Regions from separate parts of the Homo sapiens genome. Here region 2 is linked to region 1. Evidence: chromatin loops called from intact Hi-C (ENCODE). Cell type or tissue: ovary. All regions are shown on one strand. Each heading gives the region's core, and the rest is flanking DNA. Links, peaks and the distances in the headings are about the cores only. Region 1 overlaps EPB41L2 (erythrocyte membrane protein band 4.1 like 2). Region 2 has its middle 140 kb from the start of TMEM200A.

Region 1 (5,392 bases), core at 225-5,224:
CAAATCCCTGTCCCCCATATCATGCCTGGCAGCTGGGAAGGTGGAGGTAGGATGAGGAAAGCAAATAATTGGTAAAATTTCCTGATAGCTGAAAAACAAAAACTATGTCAGTAACATCATCTTAAATTTGTTCAGAAGAACAGGAAGCAATAGAAAAGAAATCAAAGACTAGAAATAAAACAGTAATGATGACAGAATGATTCTAAACACAGTGGATTTAACAAAAGATACTGATAATTGTTGTTGCATGAGAGAGTGTAATTAGATTACATCCCTTCATTTGATGAACTCTGGCAAAGATTTTTTAAATTTTACTGCCTACATATATTTTTTTAAATTATACTTTTAAGTTCTGGGATATGTGTGCAGAACGTGCAGGTTTGTTACATAGGTATACATGTGCCATGGTGGTTTGCTGCACCCATTAACCTGTCATCTACATTAGGTATTTCTCCTAATGCTATCCCTCCCCTAGCTTCCACCACCTGACAGGCCCTGGTGTGTGATGTTCCCCTCTCTGTGTCCATGTGTTCTCATTGTTCAACTCCCACTTATGAGTGAGAACATGCGGTGTTTGGTTTTCTGTTCCTGTTTTGCTGAGAATGATGGTTTCCAGCTTCATCCATGTCCCTGCAAAGGACACGAACTGATGCTTTTTTATGGCTGCATAGTATTCTACGGTGTATATGTGCCACATTTTCTTTATCCAGTCTATCATTGATGGGCATTTGGGTTGGTTCCAAGTCTTTGCTACTGTGAATAGTGCTGCAATAAACATACATGTGCATGTGTCTTTTTGGTAGAATGATTGATAATCCTTTGGGTATATACCCAGTAATGGGATTGCTGGGTCAAATGGTATTTCTGGTTCTAGATCCTTAAGGATCTTCCACACTGTCTTCCACAATGGTTGAACTAATTCATGCTCCCACCAACAGTGTAAAAGCGTTCCTATTTCTCCACATCCTCTCCAGCATCTGTTGTCTCCTGACTTTTTAATGATCGCCATTCTAACTGGCGTGAGTACATATTTTAAAGTAACAAAAATGTGTCCAAACTGATTTTAAAGCATAAATTTTATTCTGAAAATAACTTTTCCCAACATTTCTAACCTTACTCGACCCTGAAGTAATTTTCATTCCAAAACAGAGAAATAATTCAAAGATCTAGTTCCTGTTCTACTACCACCCTCTGATGAGGGTAAAAACTTACTAAGTGGTAAATCACCAAGGAGTTGGCATGGCTGCCAGTGTGTAGCATGCCTATCCAGCAAGAGGTGGACAGTTTCTTCAAAAGTATGTCAGGATGGCTGCTCACAGTTAGAAATTACTTTCAAGTTTAATGCTTTTAAAATACCAGTGATGCAGGGGCAAACAAAGTAATCCCCTGGTTTTGAAACCAAATGTGGAGAAGACAGAGAAGAAAAAAAGCATGTGAAAGAATTCCTCGAATGCTGAGAAATAAAATGGCCTATCATTCTTTAGTTTCCTCAAGAGAAGAGGAGGCATTATTAGAAAACAAGGGACAAAGAATAAGAATTATAGTATCTTCAAGCCCAGCCTACGCCCAGCCAGCAAACAACCTGGTCTGATAGCAGCTCCAACAGAAGTGAAAGAACAGAGCTTCCGGGAGCCTGCAATTCCCTCTGAGCTGTGAATGTGAGCTCCTAAAGGGCCAGGGTCACACCATAGTAACTTCTATATGGCTCTCATGCCTAGAGTTTCACAATCTTTTGTAGAAACATAATAGTTTTCATTTACAATAAGCCTTTGAAGTATTTATATAACAAGTCGGTCTGCTGTTTCCAAGCATCTGAAAAGCAGGGCAATAATGGACAGCAGTCGCAATGATGAGGGTGGGTGGATTATATATATATACGTACATACACACACATACACACACACACACACACACACACACACACACACAAATGCCCAAATCTTTGTTTTCTAATTAGAGGGGATGGAGAGAAGACTTAGGAACATAAATAAACAAATGCTATCATTTATCTTGGATAGAAAGATAAAAACTTTATAAATGTACAAGAAAGTACAGGGAAATAAATCAAAATTACTTTCTATGAGAAGTATTTTAGGCAAAGTCCTCCGTTAAGACTCTATGGGGAGAGAGAAGAAAGTTATTTTTCCAGAGAAACTAATAATAAACCAGGTGAAGAAACAACATCAGCATGAGAAAAATCAAACAATACAAGAGTTTAGCAGTTGTTCAACACAGCAATACAAGAGAGTCTTTCACAAGGCAGTGCATGCTTAATTGCCAAACTAATGGTGCAAACAAGTTCCAAGGAAGAAAAGAACATTCTGAGAGCTGGATTTGAGTTGGAAACTAAGATAGGCAGGAATCATGTGATGGGGAAAGCAAAATGTGGAGTTGGTAGGGTCAGAAACTGGAAGGAAGGCCAGGCAACTCAGCATATGTCTGATTAGAGGACCAACTTGACACAAGGGAAGACTCAGAAAATCAAGTGGTAACAGAGGTCAAAAGATAGCCTGAGGTTATACGTGACCAAGAGTGGAGGAGGGAGGGGGGCCGAGGTCCAGCTAAGGAGTGACTTGATTATGAGGCCAGGCTCTGCTGCTGTGAGCTCCTTGTGTTCTTCAAGCTGGACCAAAATATTCTATCACTTACATGGCACGGCAGTCTTTTCCCATTTAGTAAATACAAATTAAGTTTTGAATAGAATTACCACCCTAAATCCTGTTTTAAGCTAAAAGGATAAAGACATGCCACCTTGACCAATGTCACTGGAATTTTAAATTGCACATAATACATGCCCATTAAATTATTCCTAGTTCCCAAAATGACATATAAATCTGCCACTATTTTTATGGAATCTTATAGAGTGCCATAACTTCCAGATCCTCTACAAATATGTAGATAGTTGAAACTGTTTAACTAGTAAACTTAGTAAGTGTCAGTACTATAGGTCTGAAATACCACCTTGGAGGGTGAAAAGAAACAACAATAAACAAACAAGCAAATAAAACACACTCAAAGTAATGATAGCAAATTGGATTTCCGAGACCCGAACTCAACACAAGAAAGGCAAAAAGACCTCGACACATTCTGCTCTCTGAGAAATACTTTTATCAACAGAACACTGATGAAGAGAGCCTACATTGTTAGCCTTATTCATAACTAAGAAAAAACGGTACTGACATTCCTGTGTAGGCAGAAACAATGCCCTTGATTCTCAGACAAAATCAACATGTGGGAACAACTTTGAGATGCCAGAGGAAAATGTGAGCAACTCTAACTCAGAATGCACATTCACTCAAGCTTCCAAAGTCTTGCAGGAACTTTCACACTTATTTGCAAACTTTAAAACACATATACCGACTTATCAGTTGTAGTAAAACCAGCTCAATTCTAGAAATGGAGGAAGCAAATATTTTCATTCTCTTTGCAATCTGAGAATAGAAGAGAGGAAGTGACTCCCCCAAGATACCCAAAGAGTAAAAAGAAAAGTAAACATAGATCGCCTGACTTTATATCCATGGCTTCAACTAAACCTTATTGTTTTTTTCCCCCGCTTAGAGGAAAGAGCTCTGCTGTTTTAACACACTGAGTATGTAAATGACCTTAGCAGCAACATCATAAAGAGTGCTAGAGTCAAGTCCCTGAAGTAAACATGCAGGATCCAAGAGACACCCAAAAATTCTCTACAATTTAACTCTGGAACCAAAGAAGGTTGGCACATACCATTTAAATATCTCAATGAGATAAAAACATTTCCAAAAAAATCAAGTTATAAAGTTTCTTCATTAAAAAATCTTCAAAGTTTTTTCGAAAAATTTTTGAGATCTCAGTTGACTATCAATAGATGATAAATTAGTATAGAATGTAAATTGTAATTATCAGTGACAACAATGAAACAGTACCTACCACAAAGATTTGGAACAAATGCACAAAGAGAGCCTAGGCCTCAGGTCAAAATTAACGCATGGCTTAGCAATAAACCTATTGTTACATAAGCCAAAAATAACATTAAAGTTGGGCCATTTCCATAGTATTTTTTTTAACTTAACTATAATCATCATTTAAAAATGCACTGTTACTCAATGTTTATGTTCATTTATTATTTCCAGCCTTGGGGAATCCAGAAAATTCTGTGTGGCATAAAAATTTTTTATCCACTTAATATTAGCAAATGCCCTCTTTCCTTAAAAGAACACAAATTTCAAAGATGGCGATTTGTTTTTAAAAACAGTACTGTATTGGTTCCTTGGACAGTTGTCTTTATCTAATTCCTGAAGTTTAGGAGATAAAGAATAGGTTGATAGCCCACAGGAAAAACAATGTGGAAACAGGAAGCCATAAAAAGTAGAGGATGAGGGGAGAAAGAAGGGATATGAACAGATACATGGGGATATAGACACATAAAATACATATAAATATATAACAACATGTTAATATAGATTATACAGAATATATTAATTATATAGAGTGAGTAAGCTAGGAAGCAGAGATGATGTTCAGATGTCAAACAAAAATGCCCCCATGAATTATGTTTTTTGATTTTAAAAAAATTATTCCATTGATATAGCAATATTCACATTAAATGGTTTAAAGGGGGTACTTTTGTTGACCAAAGGTACTGATAGGTAACAAGAACAGGAAAGTGCCTAACATACCCAATGTTCTAATCGCATCACAAAAAAAAATTATCTATAGAGACCACTGATGTGCATCATAAGCAATGCACTGAATAAAGAAGACCCCCCCCCCAGCCCCTTAAATTACTGCAGCCATATAGCTAGCTACAATGTTCCAAAATCTAAACAGCGCCCTTGACTTTGCTAGGTCCTGTATACCAATGACTTTACAACCTCTGGTCCATTACTAAGCAGCTCCTTTTTGCTATGGATCAGTTTTAATCTTCTCATCCTGGCATTTGAGGCCTTTTAGAACCTCACCCTACTCTCTATAAGATCCCTGTAAGCCAAGCTATCACCTCATGACTTCCTGCACAGCCCATGCTTTGAGTGGCTTCTCTCCATTGTTGTAAACACCCTAAGTGAAGACAATTAGGTCTTCTTCAGTGGGCATGTTATATCAAGGTTTAATTGAAAATTAGACACATGTACATATAGAAAGAAAAAGAACAAACAATAACTACAGTCCTCTGAAGAGCCATAAAGAAATACAATATTTGCTGAGAGTAAACAGATGGAAACAAATCTATTCTCTCAAACCAAATACAAGTATTTCTTTCCCATATTCTATTCTCCTTCCTTGAGTGCTCAAAAGTTCATTAATAGCTACAGTTTCCCATATCTACTTCCCCAAATAGTCCTCAGACGGTGATTTCCGGTGTAGAGATACAGAACCACCGATAAGCAGCATCAGCATATCATCCAATCTGCCTAAG
Region 2 (5,392 bases), core at 228-5,227, 440 kb before region 1:
TAACCAGAATATATATATATAAGAAGCTCAAACAACTCTATAGGAAAAAAATCTAACAATCTGATTTTTTTTTTTTTTTTTTTGAGACGGAGTCTCGCTCTGTCGCCCCGGCTGGAGTGCAGTGGCGGGATCTCGGCTCACTGCAAGCTCCGCCTCCCGGGTTCACGCCATTCTCCTGCCTCAGCCTCCCAAGTAGCTGGGACTACAGGCGTCCGCCACTACGCCCGGCTAATTTTTTGTATTTTTAGTAGAGACGGGGTTTCACCGTTTTAGCCGGCATGGTCTCGATCTCCTGACCTCGTGATCCGCCCGCCTCGGCCTCCCAAAGTGCTGGGATTACAGGCGTGAGCCACCGCGCCCGGCCCAATCTGATTTTTTAAATGGGCAAAAGATCCAAATAGATATTTCTTAAAAGAAGATATACAAATGGCAGACAGACATATGAAAATGTGCTCAACATCACTGATCATCAGAGAAATGGAAATCAAAACTACAATGAGATATCACCTCACCCCAGTTAAAATGGCTTTTATCCAAAAGATAGGCAATAACAAATTCTGGCGACGACGTGGAGGAAAGGGAACCCTTGTTAGTGGGTTGTAGTGGTGTGAATGTACAATCACTATGGAGAACAGCAGGGAGGTTCCTCAAAAAACTAAAAATAGAGCTACCATATGATCCAGCAATCCCACTGTGAGGTACATAACCAAAATAAAAGAAATTAGAATAAATTGAAGAGATACCTGCACTCTCATGTTTGTTGCAGCACTGTTCACAATAGGCAAGATTTGGAAACAACCTAAGTGTCCATCAACAGACAAACGGATAAAGAAAATGTGGTATATATACACAGTGGTGGAGTAATATTCAGCCATAAAAAAATGAGATCCTTTCATTTACAACATGGATGGAACAGCAGGTCATTATGTTAAGTGAAATAAGCCAGGCACAGAAAGACAAACTTCTCATGTTCTCACTTATCTGTGGGAGCTAAAAATTAAAACAATTGAACTCATGAGATAGAGAGTAGACGGATGGTTACCAGAGTCTGTGAAGGGTAGTAGGGAGGAGGGCTGGGGTGGGGGGTAGGTGGGAGTAGAGATGGTTAATTTTTCTAACCAAAGGTATAAAGAATGAATAAGATCTAGTATTTGATAGCACAACAGGGTGACTATAGTCAATAATAATTTAATTGTACATTTTAAAATAACTAAAAGAGTACAATTGGATTGTTTGTAATACAAAGAATAAATGCTTGTAGTGATTGATACCCCATTAAAATAAAGATAAAAAATAAAAATTTATAACATTCACAAAGAGAACATCAATATATTTATCTATTTAGAACTAAACAACTTCAATGTCAAAAACTATCACAAACCAAAAAGGCAAAAACAAGTGTGTGGGAGGAGTGAGAATGTGCTACAAAATGACGTGGGCTAATATCATTATTATACAAGGAGTTCCAAGATAAACACTAAGATCCCAACTAGAAAATAACCCAAGGATACAAACAGGCAATTTACATAAGGAAGAATGACTAAGAAAAACATTCAAACCCACTAAAAATTTTTAAAAATGCAAACGAAAATTGATAACCATGATTTTTCCACACTGATAAAAAAAAGGCAAGTATAAAAATGTGGTCAGTTCTTCATTTGGGGAAAGGTAGGGTCAGGCAAGCTACCGATGACAGCATAAATGCCTCGTGAAATTTGGCCATGAAAATTGATGGGGGTCCAATCTTTCTGAGAAAGTATCATACTTAAAAATGATCACCATTTTTGGCCCAGTAATTCACTTACAGGAATTTTTCCTAAGGAAATAAGCAGAGATCCAAGAAATACACAAAGATGTTAGCACTGCAACATCTTTGTGCAACATCTTTGCAGGTGGCTGTCTGCAAACCAGGAAGTTTCCTCATGGAATCAGATTGGCCAGCTCCTTGATTTTAGATGTTTAGCTTCCAGAATTATGAGAAATAAATGTCTGTTGTTTAAGCCACCTAACTGGTGGTATTTTGTTACAGTGGTGCAAACCAAGATGGGGGCGGGGGGGTGCGGGGAGAAATAGAGACAGAGAGACAGAGAGAGACAGAGACAGAGATGGAGGGAAGCAGGTTTTCCTGAATTATGGGGTTTTATTTTTTCAGAAATTTCTATATTTTTACAATGAGAATATCTTCAACAGATATTTTCAACAATGAGAAAAAACAGGCTAGTCAAACACAGATAATAATAAAAATGGCAACTAATATTTATTTAGCATTTACTATGTTCTAGAGATTGTGTTGCCTTTGGTGAATTTCATTTTACCTTCACAACTATCTCAAGTAGTTACTATTATAATCCCCATTTTACAGTCTCCTAACCACTCTGAAAACAAAAACAAAGACAAAAACAAAAAAAAACCTTTTTTTACATTTTAATCTAGGTTTTCTATTTTTTTTTTTAATTTTACTTTAAGTTCTGGGATACATCTGCAGAACATGCAGGTTTGTTACATAGGTATACATGTGCCATGGTGATTTGCTGTACCTATCAACCCATCATCTAGGTTTTAAGCCCTGCATGCATTAGGTATTTGTCCTAATGGTCTCCCTCCCCTTGCCTCCCATCCCCTGACAGGCCCCGGTGTGTGATGTTCCCCTCCCTGTGTCCATGTGTTCTCGTTGTTCAACTCCCACTTATGAGTGAGAACATGTGGTATTTGTTTTTCTGTTCCTGTGTTAGTTTGCTGAGCATGATGGCTTCCAGCTTCATCAAAAAACAAAACTGACTCTTGAAATACCTGCTTTATTGCTAAGACTTGGAATAATACTTAATAACAGTATGTTGAATGAATATGTCTTAATCAACCGTATTGAATTCAGTAAAGTTACATACCACACCCTTGGCTTAGGTAAAGAAAAAAACAACAAAGACAGAGCAAGGAAGACCCGGCTTAGCATTGCTTTATGTTCTCAGTCAGCCTTGGGTGTGTGGGAAGGAATGGGGCTCCTTATACTTCATCAGATTCTTCAATCACCTGACAGGAATGCTGAGGAGATGAATTTTACTTGGAGTTAAAAATACGATTACTTTTCCTCTGTTGTTCCTTCTACCTTTGAAATCGTTTTACAAACTGAAAAACTGGAATCGAGATCTCATTTATTATCTGTGGTTTCACATTGCAAAATCACTGTGAACTTCAGAGCCAAATGCTTTTTTTATTTTCCTTTGAATTTCCATTAAAGGAAGATTTTCTTAGAAGCAGATTGAGAACTTTTAATTCTTTGCCAGGGATGAGAGAGACAAAAGACACTCACTGGCTGAATTTCACATCTAGTCCTGAAGCTTTGTCTGTCAAGAGAAGAGGCGATGCTTTTCTCTTAGTATCAAAAAGTAAGGAAATTTCTTCAGTATTCCCTGCCACCCAGAGAGGAGACACAACGACAGTGGCAGTTGTAAGTCTCAAGAGCAGGCACACAAGAAATGTGACTTCCTCCATTTTCCATAAATCAACTTCATATAGGATTCTGAAGCCCCATATTTCAGGCTAGCAGAATGTGGATTTTTAAATTTTATGGATTTTAAAATTTTCTTAAACTTTGGTTTATTCATTGTGAGGCATTTTTGTAGTTTTCCACCTCCCTTTTCCTCTAACCTATGTGCGTGTGCATGTGTGTGTATGTACATTCTAGGCCATTGGCATACAAGCAGTACAAGTATGTGTGTGTTGGGGATGCTGACCTGTCTGTGTGGCCCCATCTCTGCAGCCCGAGCTAGGCTTCCCATGAAGGCATGTCTGGGGAGGCAGTTAGCCCCATGCCAGACCTTCAGGTCCCAACAGACTCCAGCATGTCAAACCCACTCCTTAACTGCTCACCCAGTGTCCATCTCTGCTGTTCAGGCACCTGCTGTTCAGAATGACTGCTGGGTGAAGTCATTCTGTTTTGAGGTGGCCTTTAAGGGATGCCCTTTTCTTTCTCTGTTTCCCCTAAGCCACTCTCCACCTTTTGCAGACCCTCTTCCACAGATTTTAACACAAGTCAAGGAGTCTTATAGACCATAATTCTTTCATGCCCATCCCAAGGTTCTGTTATACAAGAAAGCTCAATGGGGCCCACCTGCCTCAATCATGAGAAAGAAGGCAAAGCAGAAAATGCAGGTGGAAAGATTATCCAGCCACTTGAGTGAAAAGATCTTTGGGATGTGAAAATCTGGGTGTAACTCTTTTTTTATATATATATATTTTAAGTTCTAGGTACATGTGCACAATGTGCAGATTTGTTACATATGTATACATGCGCCATGTTGGTGTGCTGCACCCATTAACTAGTCATTTACATTAGGTATATCTCCTAATGCTATCCCTCCCCCCTCCCCCCACCCCATGACAGGTCCCGGTGTGTGATGTTCCCCTTCCTGTGTCCAAGTGTGTAATTCTAAGGAGTCCCACTTGGTGTATGGCATGGTAGACTGGACATTAACTTTGAGAAGCTTCTCCATTGGTATCTTGATGGAGGAACCAGTGAAATGTCATAGCAGCCCCAGAAGGTAGAGATTATTCCAACAATTTATTAACTATGTCATGTTACTTTCTTTTGGCTTGATTTTATTCTCCCTTTGTATTTAATAGAACAGGTATCATAAATGGACTAATCACAAAAATGCTTCGTTTGGTTTACATTTTTCTTTTCTATTCTCTCTTTCTTCCTTTTTTGTTATTTCTAATATTATTTGTCTCTTAAGTTTCAAATTACTTAGGCTCGGTATCTATTCTCCAGTTCCCCTTAGTTCTCACCATTCTCCATTGACTTAAAACAAGATGTTTCTTGTTTTAAGCAGGTAACTCTCTGCTTGGCCCCTAACAACATTTGTGCTTTCAGGCCTTGATATTCCTCGATTTTTATAAGAAGCTTTATCTTTTTCAGAAACTGTTATTTTGGTCTTTATTTTTCCTCCCAGAAGTTTGCTATTAATATATTTTTAATTTCTGTGTTTATATTTTTCTTATTTCTTTATAGTTTTGTTGTATTTTCTCCAAGAATGTTCTTGTAAAATCTCTACCTTAAGTAATGCACTAAACGTTTACTTCTGAGTTAATATGTAATTGATTTTTGTGAATGCTTCATGGACATAAGAGAATAATGTGTATTTTTGTTTGTAAGAAATAAATATCTATAAATACCTTTACACTGAACTTGTTTATTACACAAATTTTTGGTTATGACTTGTCAAATTCCACAAGAGATGACTATGTTTTGTGCTATTATATTAATTTTATCAGAATCTTGAATATCTGAGAGTCTTTATGTATTTCATAGCTTTATTGTTTGGTATTTAAAGTTTTCAGATTATATCTTTTTTATGCATTGCATATTCATCATAATATAGTATACCTCTTGAGA

What was found. Peaks named below come from ENCODE experiments on the same cell type or tissue, not always from the same donor. Only the 100,000 strongest peaks of a DNase experiment are listed, where the experiment ranks them.
Region 2: a loop joins it to region 1, with 7 times the contacts of the local background. A loop is called at or near these places in 1 of 110 quality-filtered maps.

The regions. Positions count from the first base shown.
Region 1 is chr6:130,942,279-130,947,670 of GRCh38, forward strand. The region is part of intron 3 of EPB41L2 (erythrocyte membrane protein band 4.1 like 2); the gene reads right to left. Among named protein-coding and RNA genes, the nearest start is that of SMLR1, 120 kb to the left of the region's middle. In ovary, for the core only: no CTCF peak of the experiment used is centred there; no DNase peak of the experiment used is centred there.
Region 2 is chr6:130,504,559-130,509,950 of GRCh38, forward strand. No RefSeq gene overlaps it. Among named protein-coding and RNA genes, the nearest start is that of TMEM200A, 140 kb to the left of the region's middle. In ovary, for the core only: no CTCF peak of the experiment used is centred there; a DNase peak (open chromatin) is centred at 2,631; H3K27ac peaks cover 559 bases.